Linked DNA regions of Homo sapiens: region 2 is linked to region 1. The links are chromatin loops, found by intact Hi-C in ENCODE. Cell type or tissue: sigmoid colon. All regions are shown on one strand. Each heading gives the region's core, and the rest is flanking DNA. Links, peaks and the distances in the headings are about the cores only. Region 1 holds the start of SLC22A2 (solute carrier family 22 member 2). Region 2 overlaps SLC22A1 (solute carrier family 22 member 1).

Region 1 (11,367 bases), core at 1,754-9,753:
TTCCTTCACACGGCACCTCTGGTTTCAGTGGTCTTCTGGTTTGGCCCTCTCCCCACATGGACTACCTGCTGGTGACCAGAGATCTTAGAGATACTTCACGTTGTTCCTGCATAATTTTTCCCTTGAGGGTGGCTTTCAGGCCAGTGGCTGAAACTCAGACCCACTGAAATCTGAGCTTGGTCTAGCATCAAGGTCTGAGCCAGCACTGCCTTTTAGTTTCATTTTAGCTGTTACATAGAACAATAACCAAGGAATTGAACATTTTACCCTAGTTTGCATTTCCTTACACATCCAGTGAACCAGCTCCCAGGGAGCTGGAGCCATCTCTCAGTACCACTGATAACTTTCACTTTTAGTAACTGAGCACAGCACAACTGTGGCTCCACACACGGCTGAGCACGTGGCCACCAAGGAATCGAAGGTTCCTCACCCCCCACCCTTTTATCCTTTCTCTTCCCAAACCATGTTTCCCAGAGCCATGGTCATTCTAGCAAATACCACTTCGTTGACACCAACTTGTACAGTAGGAAAAATGAGGCAGTAAAAAACTAAAAGAACAAGTGGATGGATTTAGGAAGGTCTTTTGAAACTAATAAAGTAAGAAAGCCACTGAAAGCTGACCAAGGATGCCCCCAGAGGCACAAGGATCAGAAGGCCCGACGTGGCTCATGGGTAATGTCCTTTGTCACAGTGACTACATTTTGGTGGCTTTAATTTTGACACTCTTGTTTTCTCCATCTGCATTCACTTTTATTAATAAAAAAGTATTTTAAATAAAATAGCAGGCAATGTGCCATGTCACCCACAAATACTTCAGTATGATATATTCTAATTAATTAGGCCTCCCTTTTTAAAGCAAGGCCATGATGACCAGACCTAATAAAATTACAAATAATTCTTTAATATCATTTAATATCCAGCCCACATTCAAATGGTTTGAAAGATATTTTTTCACAGTTATATCCAAACACAGTCCACTCATTGGGTCTGGTTTTACGTCTCTGAAGTGTCATGGATTCCTTGGAGAACCCAGGTCATTGGCAGAATGTTCTGAATCCTACATTTGTCTGATTGCTTCCTTCTATTGTCATTTAGCTTGTTACTTTATCCCCAACACATGCTGTAAATTGACAGATTTAGAGGCTTGAGTGCATTCAGGTTTATGTTTTAGGTTATATGCTGTGTGTTGTAACCAATTGCGTTACAACACGCAGCCCATAAAGTCAAGTTTTCCCACTTCTAGTGATGGTGTCAGCCTGACCCCTCCAATACGAAATTTCTCATCAGCATTTCATTGAGTAAACTTAATATCTATTGCAGATCAATGTTGAGACTCATTATTTCATGGGATTTTAAAAACATCATTATGAACTCATACTCATAGATTTTTAAAATATACTTCATGTATTTCAATCCGTTGCACTTAATTGTTTTTGTTTTTTGTTTGTTTGTTTGTTTTTTGTTTTTGACAGAGTCTCACTCTGTCACCCAGGCTAGAGTGCAGGGGCGCAATCTTGGCTCACTGCAACCTCCACCTCCTAGGTTCAAGCAATTCTCCTGCCTCAGCCTCCCAAGTAAGTGGGACTACAGGCACGTGCCATCACACCTGGCTAATTTTCATATTTATTTTTCAGTAGAGACGCAGTTTCAGCATGTTGGCCAGGCTGGTCTTGAACTCCTGGCCTCAAGCAATCCACCTGCTTCAGCCTCCCAAAGTGCTGGGATTACAGGTGTGAGCCACCACTCCTAGTCTGTTGCAGTTAATTTTTTTTAATGTCCAAATTCCCCCACTTTAGGCCAATGGGAGCATTTTCAGATGGCCCCTTATTCCTGTCAACATAGTCAATAGTCTCAGCTTTCTTGTTTTGTTTATTTTGTTTTGGCCCAACAGAATGTCCCAGGCTCTTGATGTTGATTTCCTTCTTCTGATCTGAAATCAGCAATTTTTCTAAGACGACAACTCTCTCTTTTATCCACTTCACCCTGCTCCAGGCTGAATGAAGTCATAAAAAAATTAAAATGTAATGGACTTTCCTCTCTAGCCAGATTACAACAGTTACACTTCCAGTGGTGAGCCACAGCCTTGCTGTGAATTAAAAGACTTGCTTCAGACATCTATTTTTTAAGTCAGTCTAGATTCATGTTAGCATAATATGTTCCCTTAACTCTAGCACACGCACCTGTGTTGAATCCCCTTATCAGCTATGGTGGGAGGGTGGTATGCTCTGTTTTCCTTAATGCTCTGGATAAACAGTCTAAGGAAAAAATCACCTGGTCAAGGAGGAAATTGGTTGCTAACCCAAACTTTTAAAAAACGAAAGCAGAAAATTATGGCAATGAAAGTTTTAATGATTGTTCTCTTATCGTTCTCCGTGAGGCCGCTGTGGGATACGTAAAGGACATCCTTTCTATCTCTACCGGATTCACTCTCTCTTTGAAGAAAGCAATGCAACCAAGAAGTTGACACACTCCTGGGTTTCTGGAGAGGATAAAGCCCAAGAAAACTCAAACTGTATTTGGATATTAATAAGGACTTTGCTTTGGCAAACAAAACCATGTGAAGGTCCAGGGTTGCCAGACCAAAGAGCTCTGAGCAGTGGTCCTGTGGCATGTTTTTATTTTTTTAATTTTTTAAATTTTTTTAGGAACAGGGTCTCACTGTGTTGCCCAGGCTGGTCTTGAACTACTGGGCTCAAGGGATCCTCCCACCTTGGCCTCCCAAAGCACTGGCGTGATAGGCATGAGCCCCACACCTGGCCCTGGTCCTGCAGCACATCCCAGCTGCACACTTAACCTCATGGAAGAGGAAGGAGAAAACAGCTTTTCCTTGCCCATGGCTAGGTGCACAGCTGTGGCCCCTACTAACACGAGAGAGATTAACAAAAGAAAATCATATACATTTACCCATATTTTACAAGACACCAGGGCCTTCAGAAGAGAAGGCCCAAAGAAACAGAGAAATCTGAATATTTTTAAGCTTAGGTTGGTGAAGAGTGGACAGTGTGGGGAAGTGTGATTGCACAAACAGGCTATGATCTAATGGCAATAAACCAGGGGAAACTTACGAAGAGGTGTTTGTTCAGATCTATCTCTGAAGTCTTGTGTCTTCAGAGATAAGGACGTTTCTTTCCTCCAGGTATCAACAGGGCACGTCTCAAACGCAGGTCCTATGACTGACCTGCTTCAGGGGAGAAGAGCAGGGAACGTGAGAGATCTTTCTGCCTCTGCCTCTTTTCTCAAATGCCAGGGTTCTGAATTTTGGGGCGGCATGTCCTAAACCCCACCACTAACTTGGAAGCCCAGGGCCAAACCAAATACTTTGCACTTAATTTTACATAGAGTAATAATACAGCCTTTAAAAATGAATATCTGAGAAAAAGAAAACTTAGTACTTACTTAACTGGGTCTTTTACAAAATGATTCCCTAGAACTCTTCAAAATTACACCCGTGAAGTCCGCTGGATCCTCTCTGTGGTTTTGTGTTAGACTCATGCTTTGCCTTTTAAAGAACAGGGTCCAGTCCTTTTGTGATTTCTAGAGCTACAGGCTTGGTGTGAAGGCCGGGAGTATAAGAGGAAAGTGGAGTGGGAACCACAGGAGGGGTGAGTTAGCCACCCTCATGCCCCCTCCTCCCCCAACAGATGCCTCCTATCATCACCAGGCGAATTCCAATTTCCTGCCTCAAAGGATATCGGCACAGAGCTAACATTTTGTAGGGAAAATAGAACCAGTAAAGAGAAATGAATAAAATCAGAACGACACTGATGAAGAAAGCCCAAGGAGAGTTCTAGTCAGCCCTCCCGGAAGCCTCGCTCAGCAGGATGGCAATAGAAGTGGTTTAGAGTTGCCTTCTGCACACTGAACTCACTGAGGGATGTTAGCCCCAGCTCTGCAGGAGGAGATAACCGCTGGCTCTACAGCGCACCCGGGGGACCCACCCAAGTGATGTGCCAGGCCCCAGACTCCTCCCCTGGAGGCAAGAGATAAACCAAAACAGAGTTCAGGGCTGTCCCTGGTGGTGGTGAGAAGAACATGTTCACTATGTGGGGAGCTGGGAACATTTACTCTGAAAAGACAAGAGTTGGAGGTAAACAGAAGCTTCAAATATCCAAAGTTCTGTGTAGGAAGGTTTTAACTTAATCTACCTGACCCCAAAAGGGAGAATAGTGTCCAAATGTGTGGAAAGTTCTGGAAGATGAATCCTGTTGTGCTATGAGGAAGATATTTCCAGCAATCTGTAAAGTCCAACAACAGCCTGGGTTCAGCCAATACTGAAAGCATTTCCGTGTAACTACTTGGGACAGGTGTTGAGGAATTGAAGTGTCAGATGGTGCTGCCTACTGTCCTCTAAGCTGCCTTCCCTCTGGGAGGCTCTGCGATCCTCCCACAGATCACCTGCCACTGTGCCTGGCCAGGAGCCCTACACCCAGCCCACCCTGCTGTGATGCAAGTGGGCAGCAGGAAGTTGAGGAAGGAGAACAAGGCACGTGACGGATGGATGGGGTGCACCGAGGAAGAAAACAAGGGAGGAATAGAGAGGGTGAAAGTGTCTCCGTGAATAACTTCCAACTATTGAAGCCACTGTGCTCAGTAATAGTCCTATGCGATCTCATCCATCAGCTCTCTGACTTAGGGATAATGGCCCTGTTACAAGAGGTATTAGAACTTGCCCTGGTGACACGGATACATTAGGGCCAGGCTGGGCTACAGTCCAGGCTCTGCTGCTCTGCTGACCCTCCCCTTTGCTCCCACTGCTTTTCCATCTTAGCTGCGTAGAGGACAGATGGCACCCGTCACTGTGAGACAACCTATTTCTATCATTTTTGTCTCAGGTAGACGTCACCTTAGCCAAGCAGGTTGCATAGACCTCAATAGACCAGATATTGATTTCTAAAATCATCCTGCTTAACAAATGACCCAAAAGCCTACGTTCCATTGAAGATGGGTCTCACTGCTTCTGCCATGTCATCCTCTAAGTACCTGATGTCTGGCTTGCCATGGGATAGGTAGGATTCATCCATCCTAACTTCCCACCCTAACTGCCCCCGTGTCTTTTTGTGCAGGGGGCCCAGAAGGTTAGTCTGGGCACAACTGGCCTTCCTCAGTGCCGTAGAAAGGGTGGTACACTGGGGCAATATTTATTTACATTGCAGAGAAACCTGATAAGAGGTTGAGAAATACTTCTGACATTAATTATAATATATTACCAGGTTATATGGATTAAATGATCAGATTACACTCCAGTCATGCTTCTGAATATGTAAGCACCCCCATAAAAGAAGTGACAATTTCCCAAGATACCTGGACTCAAACCGTAGGGTGTCTACCCCTCCTCTCTGTGGTTTCTTTCCCTGAGTTGCTCACTGCCCATGTGGCTTCTCTGTAGGGTCTGTCACCTTATGGGATTGATTTTATGGCAGCTGTGCTGTGACTCGTGCATCCACAGAACAATGTTGAATGACTGTGTAAACGCATTGCTGTAAGCAACCTGAGGTCTGAACTTCTCCTTATCTGATTGTTCCCTCTAAGTAATTTGTAGCAAATTTCAACATTGTTTCCCATTGGCCAGCAAAGCTCTTCTGGCCCTTACCTTGTGCCCCTTGCTCATGACGTGAAGATCTGATGTCTTGACATGTTAAGTGAGTCAAACCCAAGTGCACGTGTCTGCAAATTTCTTGTAAGAGGCAGTCAGGAGCATCTCTTGGCCCTTGGGGTAGAGTAAAGTTTGACAACCTCTGTCACTTTTTAACTCTTTAACTCGCCCTCCTACAGCTCTTTGACGGGGAACAGGTGCAGACAGAGCAGCCTTGGCTTCCGGCTCATGCACTCACGATGCTGGCTGCGAATGGGAAGTCCCTAAACAGAACTGAGCCCCCTCATTCAGCTCAGAGCAAACGGGGCTGGCAGCAGCCCAGGGCACCACGAAGCAGAGTGCCTCTGTGTGCCCAACACAGCCGCAGTGGAGGTCAATGGATGTCCTTGCCGGCGCCCTGCTTTTTGCTTTTTTAAGAAAATAAGAAGCCTGCAGCTGCGGCAAGGAGAAAGACCCCGTGGGTCGCTCCTTTTAGACTACGCTATTACACCTGCTGACTATCCAATAGAAAAAAGAAGGAGAAGGAAAATCGGGTTAACTTTCTGGTATTTAGTTTGCAGATATGTCAGCAGGCCACCTTCTCTACTTGGCAGGATCACGATGTATTAAGAATCCTTTTGTCCACCAGGAAAGACAAATTTCCTGTTTGTCTTGCATTTAGATGCAACAACATCATCCTAAAGAGATGCCCCTGATGTGTGAGAGCAGAAAGGGGTGATCCCTTTCTTCCTTATCCTAAGGCTCACGGCCAACACCCCTATAACAAAAGACAGGTTAACAAGAGAAAAGCATGACAAATTTATTTGATCACGTTTTACATGACACAGGAGCCTTCATTCAGAATGAAGACCCACAGATACAGGGAAAACTGGATGGCAGTATAGAACTGTAGTTGGACAAAAAGGGCAGCAGCCCATGTTCGCAGGCTGAGGGGAAAACCCAGCAAGGCCTGTCTGTTCAGATCCGTCTTGGCCCCTCTGTGCAGCACTCCTTCCTCCAGGCACCGGGGACAAGACTCCTCTGGAATGCGGGTCTGGATTTCTTTACGGCCCACTGTTACACAGAAAGGCAGCGGGGAAGTTACAGTGGTATTTCTAGGCTTTCTGGCTGGCTTTGGGGAGAAAAGAGTCTGGTTTCCACGAGCTGCTTTGAGGAAGAAGGATTCTCAGTTCTATGGCTTGCCCCGGGGGAGAATGATGGGTGAGAGAAGAGACAGGAGGGCAGGAGAAGGTCAGAGAGAGAGACTTTGCTTCTGAGGCCTCCACCTTGGGGCATGGATTTCTGAGCCCCAACAGACCTTGACAGAAAAATCTAGGACACAAAGATAGTGGCTTGGACACACCTGCCTGCATTTACACTTGACCTGTCTGCGACGTAAACACTTTCCTCTTTCCCTCCAGATGGGTTAAGGGGAAGGACACTTCAGGGTTGAAACGCAGGAATACCAGATTGGAGCAAACACTTTTTAAAAGCAGAGTTATAAAATCTGGACAACATCAAAACAAGCAGCCCCAGCATGCATCCCGACGGCTCTTGTTGTTGGTTGGAGAATGAGCCCAGCAGTCAGGCTTGCAACCCACTTCGAATCTGGACCAGGGTTCTGACACGGATCCTGGTTCACATCACGCTGGGCCTTGTGGCCAAACACGTGTGTTTTCTCCATAGGGCCTTGAAGAAAAGCTGGCGGTGCGCATGAGATAGGAGTATATTAAGTTCCTGGCTGCTCGGGGCACTACGGGAAGATTACTGGGCTGTGATATGGGCCAGCACTCAGATTCCCTGCGGTGGGACACAGAGGGCGGGTTGTTTGTGCTGCTGGCGTGGAGCACCGACAAGCCTGTGGAGAACCAGTTATAATAAACACGACAGGCATCCTGGGAGTGAGCTCAGGGCATTTGGGAAGTGCAGAAGGACATGCACCCCCGCTGGAGGGGTGCACCTTTGAAGTCAGCTGGACCAAGGAAAGGCCCTGCCCTGAAGGCTGGTCACTTGCAGAGGTAAACTCCCCTCTTTGACTTCTGGCCAGGGTTTGTGCTGAGCTGGCTGCAGCCGCTCTCAGCCTCGCTCCGGGCACGTCGGGCAGCCTCGGGCCCTCCTGCCTGCAGGATCATGCCCACCACCGTGGACGATGTCCTGGAGCATGGAGGGGAGTTTCACTTTTTCCAGAAGCAAATGTTTTTCCTCTTGGCTCTGCTCTCGGCTACCTTCGCGCCCATCTACGTGGGCATCGTCTTCCTGGGCTTCACCCCTGACCACCGCTGCCGGAGCCCCGGAGTGGCCGAGCTGAGTCTGCGCTGCGGCTGGAGTCCTGCAGAGGAACTGAACTACACGGTGCCGGGCCCAGGACCTGCGGGCGAAGCCTCCCCAAGACAGTGTAGGCGCTACGAGGTGGACTGGAACCAGAGCACCTTCGACTGCGTGGACCCCCTGGCCAGCCTGGACACCAACAGGAGCCGCCTGCCACTGGGCCCCTGCCGGGACGGCTGGGTGTACGAGACGCCTGGCTCGTCCATCGTCACCGAGGTAAGAGAGTGAGCTCAGGGCTCAGATGGAGAAGCAAATGGTGGAGATTTTCTCAAGGAAGCAAGCAGGGAAGGCCCGGCTCTTATAAACCCTGCCTGGACATCTCTTTGGCCTGCATGTATCTTACAAAATCCTAGTTTCCAAATGAGAACATGCAGCTTCTAATTTGTCTGGAGAATAACTGGATTAGTTAAAACGTCCTCAGATGCTGACAATAATGATTCTAGTTTGTGCATGTCCCAGCAATAAGGAACAGGCCAAAGCATATTAGGACTCCTGGAAATGTTGCCAAGATAGGGATATTGTGGATCCTCCTCTTTTTCTGGAAGCCTTACCTCCCCCTCTATTCCTCCATCCCGCAGATGCCCACACACACCTGAAAGCCCGTGGAACTCAACTGAACTGTGCCTGACTGTGTGATAGGATGTGCTTTTCTCTCGATACCTATTTTTTCTCTTTAATTTCCTCAAAGTGTTCATATAAAATCATTTGGGGCTGGAGATCATGCTATGGCACTATTATTTTGTTAAAAACTACAGATGACATCAAAAGCTATTTGTGAAGCCTGATTCCAATAAATATAATAGAAAAAAAGACAAAAAATGGAGCTTGCTTTTATTGAAAGCAAAGCAAAATAGGGGAATTAAGTTACCTGAAAATACTGAGAGAGCCAGTTGCCTAGTTTAATTTAAAATGACTGCTTGGACAATGGGAAGATATTCTGTGTGAACAGATGGGTAGGTAGAGTCTAATTTGAAGGGTCTAAAGTGGTCAGATATTTACAGGAAATGTGGCAGCTCATGGGCTTCACACCACAAACTCTCCGAGGCTCTCTCACATGGCCAATCTCATTGCTTCCTACAGAGATGAGGAAACTGAGGCCCCAAGCAGAGAAGGTTTTTCCCCAGGCCACACAGTGAATAACTTAGCAGGGTTAGCCCTAAAAGATGGGTCTCCTGACCTGGTCCAGCACCTGCTCCACCCGACCACCTCCTCTTATTCCAAATAAGAGCAAATGCAGCAGCCTTCAGCAGTCACTCCTAATCCCCTTTTATTAAACAGACAGCAGGGAGATGCTAAATGGCCCAACCTCCTGGTGCCTGCATTGTATCACGTCCACACACCTATCTGCATGTGCATTGAAATTAGAAAGGAAAAAATAAATTTGTCTATAAGTAATTACCCAGTTTCAGCTGATTTAGCCAATGCTGTAGTTTTAGCTTCATGACAAATTGCCAGATGGAAGGGCAAGCCTTTTGGTTATGTAAAGAAAACTGAGGCTGGGCACAGTGGCTCACGCCTATAATGCCAGCATTTTGGGAGGCTGAGGTGTGAGGATCACATGAGCCCAGGAGGTCGAGGCTGCAGTGAGCCATGATCACCACTGTACTCCAGCCTGGGTGACAGAGCAAGACCCTGTCTCACAAAAAAAAAAAAAAAAGAGAGAGAGAGAGAAGAAGAAGAAAATTGGCATGATCAAGAAACAATGGCTTATTGCCACTTAACTATACAGTTCAATTCAAGGAATATTTAATGAGTACCCTAGCTGAGTTATGTCCAACAGGATTCTAACAGGATTTCATTTCCTTTCTCTCCCAACTTGGAACACTTCTCCCCTGCTGGCAGTTTAACCTGGTATGTGCCAACTCCTGGATGTTGGACCTATTCCAGTCATCAGTGAATGTAGGATTCTTTATTGGCTCTATGAGTATCGGCTACATAGCAGACAGGTAGGTTGAATCACCTGTGGTGGAATTTAAACAATCCCAAAGGTTTGGAGAACACTTGGATGCACCTGCCCCTGCTTGAATCCCATCCTTTCCCAAGCACACAGACCACAATCTCCTGGCCTTCATGCTGGTGTTTTTACAATCTTAAATTTCTTCTGCTGCTTGGATAACCATGACCAATGTCTTTATTTTCAAATTCTCTGGGGTCATAGACAGATATTTCAACATTACACAGCAAATCTTCCATGGGGGCTATGCAGAAGCTTCAAGTCGGAAGGGAGAGTAACAGATGATCTCATCCCTTTTGTAATTCCCAATTCATTTTTTGGCCTCATCACCATCCACCTGGCCATCAGCCTTCAGGGCCTCTGAGCTCAATCCTATCCTCTGCTTGTCTCGCATATGCTGGGAGCCCCCAGCACCAGGCCCAATGTAGAATCTCCCTAATACCCGTGGGATTGCAAGAGTCCTGAATTGGGTTCCTGGGGCCATATATGACCATATATGTGGAAGCCATAACTTAAAGAAAGGGAAACAGGGTCTGCCTACAACACGAGGGGTAAATGTCCACCTCTGCAATATCATTGTCCCTGGAGAGATGACGAGAGGCCTCTCTGATGAGTCTTGTCTTCAGCAAGCTAGTAGTCAGTGTTTGTATGGATCAAGCTATTGCTATGTCTCTTACTTATCCAGCATTTTGGAATCCCACACTCACTGTGCTGCAAGTTTCCTACAACATGCAGCTTTGCTCTCTTGATGACCAATGAGACATTTTTAGAAGTCCTCAAAAGGAAAAGGAACCAAAAATTTGCTTCATAGTTGATAGGCACTTTAGATAACTTGGCCGTCAGGGCTAATTATTTAATATTCATAACACCGTTTATTGAGTGTTTTCCATGGCCAGGCACTGTGTTCAACATTGTGGGTAATAGTATTCCCCTTAATCAGCAATCACCTAGTGAGATAGTGATACATAACTATAGATTATTATATATAATACACAAACATATAATTTTATCTAGATATAAATATATAATTATGAATTTACATGTAAAATATAAATATATAACTGAAATACATGGTAAAGTCAATGCATTTTATGCTTGTTGCCCTCCCATGCCATCCCCAACTACATCTATGATATAATCCAAACCTGTGAGTATAATGTTAAATGCAAGTAGAACATTTTCTCTGATTATATTATTTTAGGCTGAATTAAAACTTGCAAATGTGTTAAGGATGAATAATGATGGCTTAATATATCACACCCCCAAGGCATATGCACTTCACAGGGGCCTGGGGCCCAACTGGCAGCAGAAGGGAAGAGGGATAAAAGTGGAGGCACAGGCCACGTGCACCTCATCCATCACCCATGGTTATTAATTGTCTCCTCAGCTGCCCTGACAAGGCTCTTCCTGGGGCTTTCTGCGGGAGGCTTGCAAGGTGAAAGGGAAGGTTTTTATTTTTATTGCTGCAGAATTGAGGATGATTCTTTAAAGATGACGCATTAAATCAGGAGAG
Region 2 (11,367 bases), core at 1,519-9,518, 110 kb after region 1:
ATAAAATTAGCCAGGCGTGGTGGCAGGTGCCTGTAGTCCCAGCTACTTGGGAGGCTGAGGCAGGAGAATGGTGTGAACCTGGGAGGTAGAGCTTGCAGTAAGCCAAGATCGCACCACTGCACTCCCGCCTGGGTGACAGAGCGAGACTCCATTTCAAAAAAAGAAAGAAAGAAAGAAAGAAAGAAAGAAAGAAAGAAAGAAAGAAAGAAAGAAAGAAAGAAAGAAAGAATAATATGCAACAGAGACTGTATGTGATCCACAAAGCCTAAAACATTAGCTATCCAGCTCTGTACTGGAAAAGTTTGCCAATGCCTGCTTTAAACAGTTCATTGTCTTTTAAAGAAAATAACCAGAAAAAAAAAATTTCCATTTACTCACGTAGTTATCATTTTCAGTGCTCTTCATTTTTTTGTGTAGATATAGATTTCCATCTGATACTGTTTTCATTTTTTCTGAAAGATCTTCAAGACTAATATTTCCTGTAGTATAAGTCTGCTGGTGATTAATTCTTTCAGACTTTGTAAGTTTGAAAAAGTCTTTATTTTCCATTCATTTTTGAAAGTATTTTTGCTGGGTCAAGAATTTTAGATTGGCAGTTTATTTTTCTTTCTTTCAGTACTTTAAAGATGTTCTACCACCTTCTTGTTTGTATCATTTCCAATGAGAAATTTTCTGTCATTCTTATCTTTGTTCCTATTTGTGATATCTTTTTTCTCTGATTCCTTTTTAAGGTTTTTGTTTTGTTTTTGTTTTTGTTTTGAGACAGGGTCTTGCCCTGTTGCCCAGGATGGAGTGCAGTGGCGTGACCTTGGCTCATTGCAACCTCCACCTCCTGGGCTCAAGCAAGCCTCCTACCTCAGCCTCTATAGTAGCTGAGACTACATGCATGCACCACCACACCCAGCTAATTTTTGTATATTTTGTAGAAAGAAGGTTTCACCATGTTGCCCAGGCTGGTCTTTTTAAGATTTTTATGATGTGCCTTTCTTGATGTTTTTTTGTGGTTAGTATTTATTGAGATTGTTAGATCTATGTATTGGAAGTTTTCATCAAATTTGAAGAAATTTTGAGCATTATTTCTCTCTCTATTAACCCCTCCTACTCACTTCTACAGACTCCAATTACATTCATTGAATTGTATCACAGCTCACTGATTCTCTCTGTCTTTCCTTTTTGATAGTTTCAATTGCTATCTTCAAGTTCACTAATATTTTCTTCCATAATGTTTAATCTGCTGTTAACTCATGTGGTGTATTTTTCATCTCAGACATTGTGTTTTTATCTCTAGAAGTTTAATTTGGGACTTAAATTTTTTTTCCTTGCATCTACTTAACATGCTCAATCTTTACTCTAGGACCTTAAACATAGAGAATATAGGTATCATAACTGTTCTAATGTTCATGTCCACTAATTCTACCATCTGTGCCATTTCTAGGTCAGTTTGAATTGATTTATTTTTCTCCTCAAGATAGGTTATCTTTTCCTACTTCTTTGTATGCCTGGTAATTTTTTATTGGATGTCAGAAATTGTAAATTTCACTTTGTTCCATGCTCGATTTTGTATTCCTAGAAACAATCTTGAGCTTTGTTTTGAAAACATGATTAAAATAGGAATAATAAATCAGGAAAAGTTCTATCCTTTCGGGTATTACTTTTAAGCTTCTTCTATTGCAATTATTTGCATAATTTCTTACTCCCTACTATGACTAATTACAAAATTCATATATTTATATTTCTTTCCCAATCCCTCCCCCCATGACCTATATCCTGATGATAAAAATGCTTATATCATCTCTTAGAAATTTTTAAAACAAACGTAGAGGTGGAAATTTTATTGAATGCCTTTCAGTATCAATGGAGATAATAATATAATTTTTCTCTTTTGACTAATAAACATGATTTATACTGTGAGGTTTTCTAAAACTCAGCCATCTTTGCACTCCTGGAATAATTCATCTAAGACATAGAATAGTAATTATTTTAATGTTCTCCACTGTTTGATAATATATTGTTTAGGATTTCTAGATCCATATTCATAAATATATGTCTGTAGTTTCCTTGTTTCCTTTATCTTTGTTGTTCTTTGGTACCAATATTACGCTAATTTTATTTTTTAAAGTTGGAAAATTTTCTTCTTTTTCTATGCTTTAGAGCAATTTAAATATTATTGGAATTTTCTATTTGTTAAATGTTTTTAAAAATCCCCCTTTAAAACCATTGTGGATTCCTTCTTTATCATTATTTAGGGCCCTCCTTATCTTATTTAGCACCTTTTCCCATAAATTCAACTTTAATTAGATTATGACACTTGCTATATATTTCCCTAGTATGCTTTTGTGCATTCTTTCTTTTTTAGCTTTTCTCAGGAAAAGTTATACTTCATATAGCAGCATATTGTTGGATTTTACTTTGTAATCAAGCTAGGGAGTCATCTCATTTTTTCCAATAAAGGAGTTAAGCCTCTTTTCATTTATTTAAATGTCGGAAATGTTTCGTCTTAATTCTACCATGTCAGTTCTGTCATATCAATGCTGTCATCTATTCATATTCTATCACCTATTCACACCAGGGCTTTTTATTGCTTCTGGTGTCTTTTATTTTCAGTATGTGTTGGTTATCTGTATTTTTCCTGATCATTTGGAAGGGCTGTATTTTTAGTCAAATGATTACTGTATAACCTTATATAATTAATATCCTATTTCTTTAGACAGTATTGATTAACTTCCTATTATGAACAATCATAAAATTAGTATATTTCTACTTCCCCCTCAAACCATCCCTCCATGACCTGATTTAGTTGATTCTATCATTACTTTTAGTGTTTTCTTTTATATCTTAACATATGCCTAGGATACTACTTATCAGTTTTTAAAAATATATTGCTGCTGAACTAATTATACTTGTCAGTTTTTAAGGATACACTTTTCCAAAAAACAAGTGTATTGAAGAAATCAGTGTATTACACCATCTCCAACATTCTTTCTCTTTTCTCTTTTCAGTCTTTGTGAGTTATAACATTTCTTTATTTTCAGATTTGTGATATTATATTGTTTTGTAGCCAAAAACACACTCGTTTTAATATCAATTTCAATGATCACTACCAATAATTCTGACACATTACTTCATTCGTCACTGTACTTACTGAATTTTGTTTCTAACAACTTTTTTGGGAAAGGATCATAGGAACCATATTATTTGAGATATTTTTAAATGATTGGCTATTGCTTCTATATAGAAATGAGAGCTTGGTTGGATAAAATTCACTGGATTCGCGCGTGATGGCTAACATCTGTAATCCTAGCACTTTGGGAGTCAGAGGCAGGCAGATCTTCTAAGGTCAGGAGTTCGAGAACAGCTTGACCAACCCCATCTCTCCTAAAAATACCAAAATTAGCTGGGCGTGGTGGTGGACGCCTGTAATCCCAGCTACTCAGGAGGCTGAGGCAGGAGAATCACTTGAAGTGGGGAGGCAGGGGTTGCAGTGAGCCGAGATCATGCCACTGCACTCCAGCCTGTCTCAAAAAAACAATAATAAAAATCACTGGATTGCACTTTATTTTCTTGAGGTCACTGCAGGCATTGACTGTCTTCATCAAATGATAACAATTTGTTCTTCTTATATAGGTGACAAACTTTCAGCCTGGCTACTTGGTGACTCTTTCTCTATCTTTAAAGTATAGTAACCAAATAAAAATATGTCCTAATAATTGTTCACTGGGTCAGTTTTTTCTGTTACATGTGTCCCTTTAATTTATAGATTCAAGCATTCTTTTATTTTCAGATGTATTCCCGAAGTATATTTATTGCGTATGTGTGTGGGCAGGGGGTGTATATATATATATCTTTTTTTTTTTTAACCAAAAAGTTTACGGACTATATACATACATACATGCATAGAACCTTTGAAACTCTACTTATTTCTTATTTCTTTTTTTTTTTTTTTCTTCTTCTTTTTTGAGACAAAGTCTCCCTGCCCGGGCTGGAGTGCAGTGGCTCGATCTTGTCTCACTGCAACCTCCACCTCCTGGGTTCAAGTGATTCTCCTGCCTCACCCTGCTGAGTAGCTTGGACTATAGGCATGCACTACCATGCCCAGTTAATTTTTGTAATTTTAGTAGAGACAGGGTTTCACCATGTTGGCCAGGCTGGTCTCGAACTCCTGGCTTCAAGTGATCTGCCCACCTCAGCCTCCCAAAGTGAGGGATTACAGGCGTTAGCCACCATGCCTGGATTAAACTCTGCTTATTTCTTATTTCCATTTTACTTTGCAACTCTTAGTCCTGTCTTGCCTTTCCCTCACTGAATCTATTCTCCTTTGCATTGTGTTCAAATTGGTTTTTCATTTCTCAAATGCAAGAATTTCTCCACTTCTTAATTTTTCTTTTTCGTTTCTTTCTTAAGACAGCTTCAGTGTCTTCTATTGTCTTGCCAGATATTCTCTCTAGAACTATACCTCTGCTTTAAAGTCTTATTTTTATAGAGATGACTGATTTATTAATACTTTACATTTTGGTAGTATATGTAGTTAGAACTTTGATCTATGTTGTTACAGCATTTTTCTGGTACATGTTCTTCATTTGCCTTTTGCTTTTTCTGCTCCTTTCCCCCTTTATCTCATGATATGTTTGTGTACCTCCTGAATGAATTACTTTTTTGTTTATTACTCATCTTTTCATACTGTTATTTCTTCCTCTATCAGCCATTTCTAGAAGGGTTTGTGGGGAAGCAGCCAGGCCATGTTCTGGGCTAGTAGAAATTCTTTCTTTGATCAGGGTTGTATATGATTAGATTTTTTTGGCTCACTTATTCCTGATCTACAGGGGCTGATGGTGTGGAGCTAGTCTCTTCCACCCGCCTCTCAGTAACTGCTGTCTGAAAGTTCCTGCATATCTTCTTTTACAGCCTTGCCCTCCCTGCTTCACCTTCAGCCATACAACATCCAGGGAAGGGAGCTTCCACCTCCAGCCCATGCACCCATCATTCTGTTTCTCCAAACAAGGGACCATGGATCACACCCTTCAAGTCACGCTGTCTACTTTGGAAAGCTGCTGGCCTCGCCTACGATTTGCTGTCACAGGGGTCCTTTCCTGGAATCTTCTCGGACTCCCTTAGACCTCACACACTAGGCAGCCCTTCCTCTTGTAGATTGTCTTTTCATGTTATCACAGTTTCAAACACATTTGCATTATCCCTCATTCTTCTAATAGCTTTTGTGTGATTTCCAAGAGGTGCAAGAAAAGACACAGTTATTTTTTACTATTTTTAAAAAATTATTGTTAAAAGGAAAAAAATGGCAAGCACACAGAAGCTAGAAGAAGTAGGGAACTAGGCCCCTTATTTAAAATTCAGATGTTTGCGGTACTTCATTCATTGAGTCATTCTACAGCATGTAGTGAGTCTGGCTGTGGAAGAGTTCTGTGAGGTACAGAGAAGTATGACATGACATGTGGTTTCTGTTTTCAAGGAGCTCATGAGAAGGTGAGGAGATAAAAATGGAAAGATCATTTTCAAAACAAGGCAGTGGGTATTAATGCCAAATGAATGTTCTTACAACACGTGCTGCACAAAGTGAAGAGGAGCAGAGCAGTCCAACTCTGAAACTGCCTGGAACGGAGGCAGGGTCAGAATGGTTTACATAGAGACTGTCTAAACTTGGAGTGCTTATAAAGTAATAAAGTCACAGAAATTATTCCTTCTCTGCAAATTAAATTTGATTCAATTGATTAGAAATATTGGAACTTGAATGACTGCCTTACCTTGTGTGTGTGCGCGTGTGTACATAAGAAGTTGAGAGTTTTTTCTGAACATCTAGCTTCCCTCCCTAGTGAATGAGAATGATTCTCCCACCAGCTCTCTGAGCAGTGGTCGAGGGCTCCTCGGGGATGGGTTGCTTGGCCTTTCTCCCTAGAGAACTACACACTCAGTACCTTTCACAGTTTACATTTTGAGTCAGTCCCCTTGGCCCAGTGGCCATGACAATGGAATTGTTTGGCCTGGCTATTTTAGACTCTGGGCTCAGAACTGCCAAATATAGAAGGTTTTCTTTTTAATATGCCTTCATCTCCTGTACTCAGTCCCAGTAACTTTTTACCAATGAGAGTCTCAGACATGGCCTGTTAATAAAGGATTAGTCAGGAAAGAGTGAATCAAGGCCATCCTGGTGCCTTCTGGCTTTACTGAAGGGCTCAGAGCACTGCGCATGTATAAGATGAGATTAGGGAGCTGGGGTATTTCCTAGAAACTACTGGTATGATGACATAAGGAGAAGAAACAATGTATACAGAGGAAAAAGAGTTTAAGTAACATACGGAATTTCTAACAAACTAGAATTTCTTAGAACTTTAAGTAAAGTGTTTACTTTTACAATTAAAATAATCTTCATTTAAAACTAAGTCTTCCAAGATACAGAAGGCAATTAAGTACAGACAAAGATACTCAACATTATCAGTAATTAGGAAAAGTCAAGTCACAATAATACCATTACCTACCAAAATGACTTTTAGAAAGCTGACACCAGACCAGGTGTGGTGGCTCACACCTGTAATCCCAACATTTTGGGAGGCCAAGGAGGGCAGATCATCTGAGGTCAGGAGTTCAAGACCAGCCTGGCCAACATGGTGAAACCCTGTCTCTACTAAAAGTACAAAAAATTAGCCAGGCGCAGTGGTGCACGCCTGTAGTCCCAGCTACTCAAAAGGCTGAGTCAAGAGAATCGTTTGAACCTGGGAGGCAGAGGTTGCAGTGAGCCGAGATCACGCCACTGCACTCCAGCCTGGGCAACAAGAGTGAAACTCCATCTCAAAAAAAAAAAAAGCTGACAACACCAAACACTGATGAGAATGTGGAACGACAGGATTCCTCAAACATGGCTGGTGGGAACGCAAGATGGCACAGCCACTTCGGAAAACGGTCTGACAGTCTGACAGTTTCTCATAGAATTAAACACACACTTACCATATGACCTAACAATCCCACTCCTGAGTTTTTAACCCAACGTAAATGAAAACATGTATCCACTCAAAGGCCTGTACCCAAATGTCTATAGCATCTGCATCAGAATCCCTCTGAAGGAAGCCGTTCAAATGTCCCTCAAGTGGTGAATAGCTAAACAGTGTATGAATTGTGGCACACTGACATTCACATGCTGGAGTACTATACAGCAACAACAAGCAAAACACTGATACATCCAACAAGTGGGTGAGTTTCATCATGCTAAGTGAAGGAAGCCAAACACAAAAGGTGACGTGCCCTATTATTACATTTACAGCTCATTCTGGAAAAGCTAAAACTGCATGGTCTGGAGGTGAGAAGAAAAGGGTATTAACTGCAAAGAGACATGAAGAACCTTTTGGGGGTGATGGAAATATTCTCTATTTTCATCATGGCAGTGGCTAAATGACTATATATACGTGTGTGTGAGTGTATGTGTGTGTGTGTGTCGTCAAACTAATCTAACTGCATGTTAGAAGCAGTGAATTTTACTCTGTCAATTGTACCTCAATAAACTTGATTAAAAAAAAAAAAGTTCTTCAGCACCAAAAGAAAAGGCAACAAAAGTAAAAAGAGATAAATTAGACTACATCACAATCAAAAACTTCTGTGCATCAAAGGTCACAATCAACAGAATGAAAAGGTAACCTATGGAATGGGCTGAAATATTTGCAGATTTTGTACCTGATAAAGAGTTAATCTCCAGATTATATAAACCATTGCTACAACTCAAGAACAACAAAACCAGTTCAAAAATGGGGAAAGGACTTGAGTAGACATTTCTCCAAAGAAAATACACAAATAGCCAACAAGCACATGAAAAGATGATCAACATAATTAATCATCAGAGAAATCAAAACCACAATGAGATAACACTTCAAACCCATTAGGATGGCTACTATCAAAAAGACCAACAGAAATTAACAAGTGTTGGCAAGGATGTGGAGGAATTGGAACCTTTGTGAACTGTTGGTGGGAATGTAAAATAGTGTAGCCGTTATGGAAAAAAAATACAGCCGTTCCTTCAAAAAACTAATAATAGAATTAGATTATGATCCAGTAATTCCACTTTTGGATATTCCACCCCAAAGAATTGAAAGATATCTTGAAGAGATATTTGTACATTCATGTCCATAGCAGTATTATTCACAATAGCCAAGAAGTGGAGCATCCCAAGTGTCCATTGACAGATGAATGGATAAACAAAATGTGGTATATATGTACAATGGAATATTACTCAGCCTTTAAAAAGAAGACAATTTTGGCACATGCTACAACATACATGAACCTTGAGGCCATCACACTAAGTGATCTAAGCCAGTCATACAAAGACAAATACTATATGATTCCACTTATATGAGGTACCTAAAGTAACCAAACTCATAGAAACAGAAAGTAGACAGGCGGTTGTCAGGAGCTGGAGGGTGGAGAGTATGGGGAGTTACTGTTTAATGAGTACAGAGTTTCCGTTTTGCAAGATGAAGAGTTCTGGAGCTTGGTTGTGTGAAGGTACTTAACACTACTCAACTGTACACTTAAAAGTGGCTAAGATAGTAAATTTCATATTATGTATATTTTACCACAATTTTGAAAAGTTCCTCAGTTTACAGAACAGTAATGTGCCATAATGGAAAAACCACAGGGTTCCAGGTCAGGAAGATGTGGTCCTTGCCCCAGCCCTGCTTCTTTCTAGCTGTCTGACCCCTACAACGCTTCTTTCCCTTTCTAAATCACAGCTTCCTCATATGTAATATGGGGATGATCATACCCAAGAACAAATTTAAGGGAATCACATGTATGGAAATACTCGCGTATCACTATACAAATGTCAGCTGTTTAAGAAAATGATGCCCAGAAGTGTCAATGAAATGGCTGATGTTTATACAATCAATTAGTGCCAAGGACAGGGCTACAACACAGGTTTCCCAAGTCCCTGTCCAGTACCCACTTCTCTACACCTTTTGTTCTTGTACTTGTTGTATGTACAGAACAACTTTGACCCCATCCATCAGCTCACAGGGTCCCCTTTCACATTCTCTGCTATAATTATGGGTTGACCCTCTCTTGATGCTTAACCCCATCTCTCTGAACGTGATTTCTTAACAATGCCACTCAATGTCCAAACTGAGCAATGCTTGGCTGCATCTTTAGGAAGCACCTTGGAGATGTTGGTTCCCACTGAGCTGGTGGGTTCACAGCCATTTCACTGGCTACCCCTGTTCCATGCACTCACCTGACGAATGTGGGGTACAGCTCAGCATTCACCAGGCAGATCATTTGTATTGCAATGGTGATTCCCATTCGGCCAACACACATGATTATGATGTTTAACCAGTGCAGGTCTGGAAAGGAAGTACAAAGAGGGTGTGGGTGGTGGATGGGGGCTTCGTTCCCTGAGTTACTGTGAGAGGCCATGGTGGGTCATGCTTGGACTATTAGAGCTGGTGGGGCCTGGAAGTTTGTCTTATCTAACTTTTTCATTTTTAGATAAGTAAACTGAGTCTCAAGAGATTTGGGGAGTTGACGATGACATATTCAAGAAGACTCCATTGAACAGGGGAAAGAATGGGCTTTTTGAATCTCAGCTTGGTTTCCTGGGCTGTAAAATGGGAATAATGACACCCAGCTTATAGATCATCATGAGACTTAGAGCTGATGTATGTCAAATGTCCACTGTGACCACAGAATTTTAAAGTTGGCTTTTTATTTATTATATGATAGTATCCATTCTAGTTCAGTGCCTGAAACACAGAAAGCACTCAATAAACATAATCCCTCTAGTAGTAGTTCTCAAACTAACAAAACAGATTTCTAATCCTCAATTTAATATTTGTTTCCAATACAGTTTTAACCAAAACACCTTTCATAATAGTCTCAGAGGCTGAGAATGAGGGAAGCGAGCCCTTGTTTCACGCTGGCAGGCTGCTGTGGGGTTCTCGACCACCTGAAGGCCCAGAAAGCCCTCTCCCTATTGAGAATGATCAAAGAATTTGGCTTCATTGGAAAGAAGCTCAGATCCTTAATAACCACCATCATCTGCTCTGCATGGGTTACCCCCAGCACTGAAATGCAAGTAACCCTGTGACACACCAGCTCACTATAAAGGCCTCTGGGGTCACAGACACGATGTCAGCTTGACCCTTGTCCCCAGATACTGGCTATTTATGGAAATCTTGTATCATCTCACTCAGCCAGTGTGAGGGTCCAAATGAGAGTGCCCCTCACCCGTCTCATGGGTGCAACACAGTCTCTCTGCCTCCTGGAGCTCTCAGCCCTGATAGAGAAGCCAAGCTGAGCCTTCTGTTAAGGACCACACCTCATCTAGCTTCTAAAAGATAAAAGGCAAGGAGTTCACTCCAATGCCTCGAGGGAGGTCCTCATTCACAGGTCTTTAGCCTGGTGATGCTTGACCAGAGGTAAACAGCATCCCTGGCCTCAGAGAACTGAACATGCCTCCACTCTGCACCCCCAGGGCCGCTCATCACAGCAGCCAGAGGGACCCAGTTCAGACTGGAGTTGGGTCAAGTCCACCCCTGCTCAAAGCCACCAGTGGTTTCCTACCACTCTTGGGATAAAGTCCACAGCTGGCTACTTCCCAACTCACTCCACGCCTCACTCCACTGCTCCCCACGAGCTCGCCTGACCCTTGTCCCTAGATCCCGAGCAGTCCCTCCAATGCCACATTCTTCTCACCCCAAGGGCCTTGCACGTGTCAGAAAACTCTCCCCAGATTTTTACATGGCTCTTCCCACTTCATTTAGGCCTCTTCAGGCCTCCCGTGCCCATTGTAGAAAGCACTGACATCCTTCTCTTTTCCCTCTGGAATGTCAGCTCCATGGAGCAGGAACTCTCTCTGCTTCGCTCATGGTTGAAATCCTAGGACCTAGATACCTGCCAGCCATATAGAAGGCCTGGAGATATTTCCTGCGGGTTGAATGAATGACTGTCCTAAAATGTGATAAGGACTAAGACAGAGGGACGAGGGGAGGACAGGAGCTGGGAGGAGGGGGCTGGGGAGGGGACGATGCCTGGGCTCTGTCCAGGTGACAACTGAATGGACTTAGCCCTCGATGGCCCTCCTTCTTGGCACTCAGTGCTGTGAACTTTTTAAAAGTATGCCCATCCATCACATCTTACCCAGGATTCCAGAAACAGAGAGATTGGGAAGAAAGTGAGCAAAATCTATTTCAGATCCATGCTGCCCCTTTTCCTGTGTTCTCTGTTCTTTCTCCATGAAAAAAAGGGAAAAGAAAACTGAGCTTTCTTTCCCCAACCCTTTTTCTTTCCAGCCTGATCTACACAGCCTAGTTCTTGGGCATACAGATTTCACAGAACAGTCTCTACAATACCCTGCACGAAAGCCTGCCAAAATGACTC

What was found. Peaks named below come from ENCODE experiments on the same cell type or tissue, not always from the same donor. Only the 100,000 strongest peaks of a DNase experiment are listed, where the experiment ranks them.
Region 2: it touches region 1 in a loop (2.1-fold over the local background); 5 of 110 quality-filtered maps call a loop at or near these places.

Annotation. Positions count from the first base shown.
Region 1 is chr6:160,255,093-160,266,459 of GRCh38, reverse strand. It overlaps SLC22A2 (solute carrier family 22 member 2), which reads left to right and starts at 7,639. Exons shown (of 11, transcript NM_003058.4): 1 at 7,639-8,116; 2 at 9,743-9,846. The coding sequence starts at 7,703. In sigmoid colon, for the core only: no CTCF peak of the experiment used is centred there; DNase peaks (open chromatin) are centred at 6,599, 7,307 and 7,929; H3K27ac peaks cover 323 bases.
Region 2 is chr6:160,141,506-160,152,872 of GRCh38, reverse strand. It overlaps SLC22A1 (solute carrier family 22 member 1), which reads right to left. Exons shown (of 11, transcript NM_003057.3): 8 at 9,224-9,332. Among named protein-coding and RNA genes, the nearest start is that of SLC22A1, 25 kb to the right of the region's middle. In sigmoid colon, for the core only: no CTCF peak of the experiment used is centred there; a DNase peak (open chromatin) is centred at 5,602.